Linked DNA regions of Homo sapiens: region 1 is linked to region 2. A link is a contact called in ENCODE Hi-C or POLR2A ChIA-PET data. All regions are on one chromosome and are shown on one strand. Each heading gives the region's core, a stretch centred on a gene start or an enhancer-like site at or near the end of the contact. The rest is flanking DNA. Distances are from core to core; before and after follow the strand shown.

Evidence for each region. Hi-C counts contacts between places; a loop is a spot of excess contacts on that map. ChIA-PET counts read pairs that join two places held with the same protein, here RNA polymerase II (POLR2A). Pooled maps may share reads with other maps.
Region 1: a pooled map shows a loop between it and region 2 (2.5-fold over the local background). The contact joins two enhancer-like sites. A Hi-C loop is called at or near these places in 3 of 50 pooled maps. POLR2A ChIA-PET finds 5 or more read pairs at or near these places in 2 of 52 experiments (A673 and activated CD4-positive, alpha-beta T cell).

The regions. Positions count from the first base shown.
Region 1 is chr5:159,771,996-159,775,943 of GRCh38, forward strand. No RefSeq gene overlaps it. Among named protein-coding and RNA genes, the nearest start is that of LINC01847, 97 kb to the right of the region's middle. RefSeq lists enhancers at 1,042-1,556, 1,478-1,607, 1,557-2,069, 1,718-1,807, 2,485-2,992 and a silencer at 1,258-1,307. Within about 2 kb of position 1,461, at least 20 of the 41 ENCODE cell types and tissues checked have a DNase peak (open chromatin) inside an H3K27ac peak, as active enhancers do.
Region 2 is chr5:159,176,978-159,180,973 of GRCh38, forward strand. The region is part of intron 4 of RNF145 (ring finger protein 145); the gene reads right to left. Among named protein-coding and RNA genes, the nearest start is that of RNF145, 31 kb to the right of the region's middle. Within about 2 kb of position 2,179, at least 12 of the 41 ENCODE cell types and tissues checked have a DNase peak (open chromatin) inside an H3K27ac peak, as active enhancers do.

The DNA.
Region 1 (3,948 bases), core at 211-2,710, 590 kb after region 2:
GGGTGGGGGGAGGGGGGAGGGATAGCATTAGGAGATATACCTAATGCTAAATGACGAGTTAATGGGTGCAGCACACCAGCATGGCACATGTATACATATGTAACTAACCTGCACATTGTGCACATGTACCCTAAAAGTATAGTAATAATAAAATTAAAATAATAACAATAATAATAATAATAATAGGCACATCTCATTTTCTCCATACCCTATTCTTATTCTCTAATCTTGGTGGGTAATAAGTTTTTCAGACACTTCAGTCCTTGCAAATGGATGCAAGGCCTAATATACAGTACACATTTATCCCTAAATGGTGTCCCTATTTTTACAGAAAAGCAAGGCTCAGAGAGATGGCATAACTGATCCAACTGAACTCCTTTTAACATGCTAACCTCTACAGGTAACAAATGCCAGCCAGGACATTAGCAAGAAGCACTGGCTTCTAACCATTTTGGTCATTTAATAGCTATGTAAGCACTGGACTTTTCCAACTTCTGTGAGCCTCTGTTTCTTTCACCTGAAAATTGGGTATAATAATGGCACCTACCTCCCAGGGCTGGTGTAAGTCTCCAATGAGATATACATATGGAAAGCTAAGGACACTGCTTAGCAATAAATGCTCAATAAATATTAGCTGCTACTATTACTATTATTATCCTACTGTAATAGGGTTACTATCATTAGCCTACATTATTACTATTTTATATTACTCTAATTACTATTACTACAGTTCTTATCCTACTGTAATAGAATTCTATCGCTCCTATTTCTTTAATTCTGAGAGAGTCAGGTTGAGATGCTGCCCTAATTATCTGTGTGTTCCCAGTATCCAGCATAACAGATACTAATTTAAACGAGTGAGGGTGTGGGTGGATGGATGGATGGATGGATAGATGAATGGATGGATAGATGAACTGAGACAGGTAGAGAGATGGGATGTAAATAAATGTGTGCTATGGACAGGTGGATAGAGGGGACCTTAAGTAACTTAGTATGTCAAATGCCTGAATAGGAAGGCCGGTAGGTGGTTGGCAGAAGAGTGGACGGGTGGATGAATGATCGAACGGGTGGATGGGTGGGTGGGTGGATGGATGAAAGAGAGGGGTCTTAAGTGACTTAGTGTGAGAGCCTGAATGGCTAACGGTAGAGCAGGTGACTGAATGAGGGGTGGACGGACGCCCAGATGCCTGCTTCCTGGCTTTTCTCCCGCTCTGTCTTCACAGCCTGCCCTTCCTCGGCTCCAAGGCGCCCCCGAGGGGTGAGCTTCCTGGGCGCGCTCCGCAGCGCCCTCCGCCCCTAGCTCGCGGGGAGGGCGTCGCGCGGCTGTTCAGCGGGGCAGCGGCCTAGCGGCGCGGACCTGGGTCTCCTCCCTCGCACCGGGCCGAGCGCCGGGCTCGTCTGCATTGACGTCTGCGGCGGCGGCGGCGGCAGCAGCCGGGCTCTCGGGAGCCTGGGTGAATTATGATGCACATCCACCGCGGCTGCTAAAAAAAGGGCAGTGACTCACCACCGGCCGCGGAAACTTCCACGAGCGCCGGCCGCAAAAAGGCGGGGGCGCCAGGCCAAGGGCGGCTGCGCCCGGGGCGCGCGGCAGCAGCCAGGTGTGTCTCGAAAGCAAAACGGCGAGGACCGTGGCGCGGGGTCGGGCGGGAACCGGAGAGACCTGGGGCCTGCGCCTCGGCTGCTACCGGCCTGGGTTCCACAGCTTGGCGCTCAAAGCCAGCCCTTGCCCGGAAGAAAAAAAAAAAACAGATGTGATGTGGCAGGTGACAAAGGGGAGAGCAATAGCTCATACTCATCGCTCTACTACATGTGCTAAGGTCATAATTCACTTAACCCTCAAAACAGCCCTGAAGGCAGGTCACGTGATTATCCCTGCTTTACAATGGGGATACTAAGGCCAGAGAGAGAAAGGGGCTTGCCAGCGGTGGCAGAGCTCTCAGTATACCCAATAAAATAGTAATGTGGCAGCACTGTGGAATCCCTGCCGTGTGCCCAGGCCTGTGCTGGTGCTACAGAGATGGACAAGAGTGGTCCCGCTGCGAGGAGCTCACCGTATAGCACTCTTTCTGAGATATGTCCAGAAGCATTTACCTGGGGGGACTCAATTCCATCCCCTTCCACCCGACAAATATTTTCGAGCTCTGCTGTGTGCAGAGAACAATGGCAGAGGAGACAGAGGGTTACAAAGGTGACTAAGGCAGCCTTAATTTATTTTTTGTGCATTCACCAAGTAGTTAGTAAGCACCTACCATGTGCCAGGTGAGCGAGGTAACACTGACCTGTCCCAGCTCTCATGGAGCGCACGTTCTAGCAGGGAAGACGGGTAAACAAGGTGTGAGAAACGCTACATTAGGGGGCTGGAGGCACACGCAATACAGCGAAGGAGCACCCAGCCTAACCTAGGCAATCAAAGAAGGTTTCCAGGTGGCAGTAACTTTGAAGCCAAGGCTGGGAAGCTAATTGGAAGTTAAGCATATGGAGAGGAGGTTCGGGAAGAGAGTTTCACTCAGAGAGAACAGCATGTGCCTAACCCCAGAAGTGCCAGAGATCATGACGGGTTTGAAAAACTGAAAAGCATTCAGTATACCTGCAGCAATGGGGGCAAAGGAGGAAAAGTGGAAAACAGGAAGCTGGGAGCGGGTTCACCCCAGGCACCTGTTTGAGGGCTAGCGACTTAGCCAGAGGGCAAACGAGCTAACAGCTCAGACAATAGCCAGCTGCATTTACAAGGACAGAGGGAAATCAGTTCTATTGGTAACAAAGCCGGCAGAATGAATGCCCTACTGGTGGGAAAGGAAGATCAGGGAGAGCTTCCTGGTGAAGGAGGCATTCAGGCTGTCCCTGGTTGATAGAGTTTCTGCAGAAGAGGAAAGGAGAACAACTAGGAAGAGGCATGGATGCCATAGCGCCTCACCCAGGCCCTTCACGGATCCTCTTGAAAGGCCAGAGAGCCATTTGCAAGACTAGGGCTAATGCAGTAAGCTTCTTCTAGGGTCTGGGGTATGGGCGAAGTGGCCTTCAATGAGCTCCATGTGAAAAGGAGGCACAGCCCTGGTCTTTAAAGAAGCTTCTTCTATCCATTGGTGCTGGCAACCGAAAAACGGAATTCATGTAATTATTCTACAATATGTACTGAGTATTTACTGTGTGCCAGGTGCTGTGATAGGCACTAGAAATTCATTGGAGGGCAATAACAGACATGGTACCACTTTCATGGAGATTAATTCTGGAAGGGAATAGGTCAATTTTTAAAAAGACACAAATAACTGTGAAATTCCCACCATGAGAGTGCCCCCAGACACAGGTAAGTGGTCTTATGAGAAGGCAGGTGAGGACTGCTGTATTCTAAAAGGCATGGACAGGATGCTTTAATGATGTAACAGTTGCGCAGGATCTAAAGGATGAGAAGAAAGTAACAAAACATGGGTGAGAGGGGCAGTGCTTCAGGCAGAGGGGACAGGCCAGGCAAAGCCCTCAGGGAAAGGCCAGTGTGACTGGAATAAAGAATGGGGAGAGGGTTGGGAACAAAATAAGACTATCCTAGGAACAATGGGATGTCACCCTGCCTGTAAGCTGGGCAAGTGCCATGGGGATGCAGAGAACCAGAGAGGACCAGAGAGCCTTGCTCTTTATTCCTTGCACCTCATTTCTGTTTAACAGTAACTCTGCAGCTGGGTGTGGGGGCTCATGCCTGTAATCCCAGCACTTTGGAAGGCTGAGGCGGGTGGATCACCTGAGGTCAGGAGTTCGAGACCAGCCTGGCCAACATGGAGAAACCCTGTCTCTACTAAAAATGCAAAACTTAGCCGGCCATGGTGGGGGGCGCCTGTAATCCCAGCTACTGTGGAGGCTGAGGCAGGAGAATTGCTTGAATCCGGGAGGTGGAGGTTGCAGTGAGCAAAGATTGCACCACTGTATTCCAGCTTGGGTGTCAGAGGAGACTCT
Region 2 (3,996 bases), core at 929-3,428:
AACTAAAATCTCGTAGATAATATTTTAAATCAAACTTAAACTTCATCTGACTATAATTACATATTCACATGTTCTGTGAATTTTGAATACTAATTCTGTAGGGCTGATCTGGAAAGAGCAGCATAAATCTCCACTGGTCGTCTGTGATGCCATGTGTAATATGAAGAAAACTTTAAACAATGTCTAATTCAGTATTGTGACAATTCAGTTGCTAATGTTTATACATAACTTCTTTTCCAAAGGTACGCAATATTTAACTGTTCTGGTCTATAGGTGAAAGCATAAAATCCAAGAGATATAATTACTTGTTCAAGATCATACTGCAACAATATTTGTTCTGATAATTTTTTAATCTTTATTTTTGGAGGGCCAAGTAAACTGCCCCAAATAACTAAATCATAAGTTAAAACTAAAAACTAAATAAATTCTTCTCACTGGGGATTACGCATGATCATTACATTAAACACAGAAATACAAAGAACAAAATGGGAAACTCTCAGTCTCTTATAATCCCACAACCCAAAGGTAGTCCTAAGAACACCCTGGGGTACACTGAATGTATGTGACATGATATTTGCATTTAGCCCTTTCCAAATATTCCATAATTATAAAATGCTTTGTATGAATAAGCTTTTACATTATGACATCCTTGTATAAACTACTTGGAACACATTTCCTAATATTCTCTTAGGCTAGGAATTACTGAATCAGAAAAAAACATTTTTAAAGACTTTGACACACTGTCAAGACTGCCCTCCAGCAACAATTTACCAGTGTATAATGTGGCTATTTTTCTATTAACTTGCCATAGTGAGTATAATTTAGAGATGGGAAGAACAGGGAATATTTCCCAAATTTTTTAAATTGGCATTTTGTTGGTTACTAACAGCACTGAACATTATCAATAAGTATATGAAAACATTTGCAATTATTTGGTGAAATGTTCACATTCTTTGCCCATTTTTCTGCTAGAATACGTATCCTACTGCCTGATCGAAATAGTAATCCTTAGTCACATGATTGCATTTTTCTAATATGTCCCTTGTCTTAATATTTTAAATAACTTTATTCTCTTATAAAAGTATGTATTGAAAATAGTCAAACCATTTTTTTTCTTAATAGTACCCACCTTTAGTGCCATGGCTTATTACATGGCTACCCCACTCAAGATTATACAAATAGCTGTATTTTCTTTTAGTAATTTTTAGCTAATTTTTAATTTTAACTTAAAAATTAATACATTTGATTTATTGTGGAATAAGAAAATAAAGATCGAAGTTTGTTTTTTGTACATGTTTAGCTGGTTATCTCAAAACTGGCTACTGGAATCATCCATTCCTTTCTCATTAATTTGAAATGCCACTGTAGTAAACTCCAAAATCTTTTACATATTTAGGTCTATATAAGAACTTGTTACTTTTTGTTTTCAGTGATCTATTCTAATGATGGTACCACCCTGCTCCATCATACTGATTGGACAAGTCCTCTCTCATTGCTCCTTTCAGAATTTCTTGGAGATTACTGAATGTTATTTTCCAGATTAATTTAGAATAATTAATCATATTCTCTCACTTCTTGTCAATGAAAACCAAAATGAAAATTTGGGACTTGTTTGTATTCTATCCATATACATGTTGAATATTCCTAATCCAAAAATCTAAAATCCAAAATGCCCTAAAATCTAACATTATGCTCCAAGAAAATGCTTATTGGAGTATTTTGGATTTCAGATTTTGGGATTAAGGATTTCCAAACAGTAATATAATGCAGATATTCCAAAATGTAAAAAAATCAGAAATCCAAAACACTTCTGGTGCCAAGCATTTTGAATAAGGAAAATTCAATTTGTGTTAGAAAAATACAAAAATGTCAACCATTTTTACATAAGACCAAACACTTACAACAATCTACTATGTCATAAACACATACGGTATTTTATCTCACAAAGCATTAATTTTGGCCTTTAAAAAACTGATACTAAAGTAATGTGAAAAATAATCATAAAGGCATAAAGAAAAGAAAAACTCCTAATTATATAGAAAACAAGAGGCCACCAAATGATCTGGCTTTCACTGTGTTTATAGCTATGAAATTTAAATGTCCTTGTTGAGCACAATGTAAACTTCCTCTAAGCTCTGAAAATTCCCTTAAGTCTATGCCAGCACATGTGGTGCTCAGTGCTGGGGTTACAGGCTCCCTTTATCTTCTTTCATAGAAGAATATGACTCATATGGCGTATTTAAGAGAAGACTACTCCTGCTGACGTAAAAGAAGGAAGGAGTCATATTGTTAGTGGAATTTCCCCTGAAGTTCCAAAAGAATAAGTTGTTTGTCTTCTGATTTGCCTATTTCAACTTTTAACTCTGCATAAACCAAAATCCCAATGTACTCTTTAGATTTCAGGATTCCACTATTAGAAATATCTCCAAGAGGTTGGCAACCCTAAGAAATCATGGCATATTAAAATTACCTAGTTTTTCAAAAAAGTTTGTTACTGAAATGAAGAAAAACACCAGAAAATTATTTTAAAATCTAAGTTGGAAGAAAACATGCTCCTTAATAGTTTATGGACTTTGGAAAGTTGAATCTTAGTTAAGTAAACAGAAGACCATGGCCACTGATAAGAAGAGTTTTAAGAAATATGCTTCATATTTATAATACAAGTATATGCATCATAAACTAAAACTTTACAAGCTTTCTAACTTGGCAAATATCTTCATTATTGAATGTTACCGTTAATAAATATGCCAACTCATAACGATAGTCATAAAGCAACATTATTTTTGTCCTCTGCTGTCTTTTAAAATCCACTCTGTAGAGATTAGTGGTTTTCCTGCCCCTAGATAAAATCCAAGGCAAGTCCCATAACTTTTCTACTCTAGCTTAGGTTACTGTCTCAATTTAATAATAACTGAAACTTTCAAACAGATTTAAAGTTGAGACTTATCCCTTACTCTAGAGTTCAGGCATTCTAGGGAAAGCATTAATTTTTACCTTTATGCTTTAAGATAGAAAACCTGCAAGTGGGAGAGAAGGTGGGGAGGTTGTGGCTGGCTTCTTTCTCTTTTTTGACCTAGCACTTCTCCCTCTCTCTCTGACTTACCAAGGATTGAAGTGGGTAGGGAAGAAGGAGAGGGAGGGAAGTAGGCAGGTTCCTACTTAACTGGACTCTTACAATGATGTGGTTGTTACTGGTGCTTCCTAGACTTGAGGTATCTAAAACTGATTTATTTTCCCCTGGACCCTTTTATGGGTTCTTCTGAAACCGTTCCTATCACTGTGGCTCTCTCACCTGCAGCAGTACCCTTGGTGCTTGGTATACACCCTCAACTGGCCATTTTTGGCTCTTTTCTCAGCTCCTGGGAATCTGGAAGGTCAATCCCTGTTGAGGTCTTCTCATCCATCTAAAAGGCCTTCTTGAACAGGACCCAAGAAAATCCTACACAGACTTTCGGGGCCACTGTCTAGTTCACAAGAAACTTACATCCTTTGCTCTACAATTTCCTGTATCAGAAGATACAGGAAAACCCTATAAGGCATTTTCATTCCACAGTCAAAACACTCAACAAGCAACTAGTCTATTGCTAGTCCTTTATATCAGATTAGAATTATAATGTAAGCCAAATATAATTTTAAATTTTCTATTAGTGTCATTTCAAAAAGTAAAAAGAAACAAGTGAAATCAACAATATATTTTATATAACCTAACATATCCTAAACATCATCATATAGACATTCAATCTATATTAAAAGTTAACAAGATGTATTAAAAGTTAACCTGGTTTGTACCAAGTCTTCAAAATTGAGTATGTGCTTTACACATACAGCACACCTTAATCTCAATTCACCACACTGCAAGTGCTAACCAGCCACATGTGGCTAGTTTTGGACAATGTAGTTTTAGATTTTGCAGGCTGAAAAGGCACAAGAATGATATAGTGGAATTCTGGCCTCCTGGAAAGGTGAGAGGTGGGTGAAGGATAAAAGACTGCACAT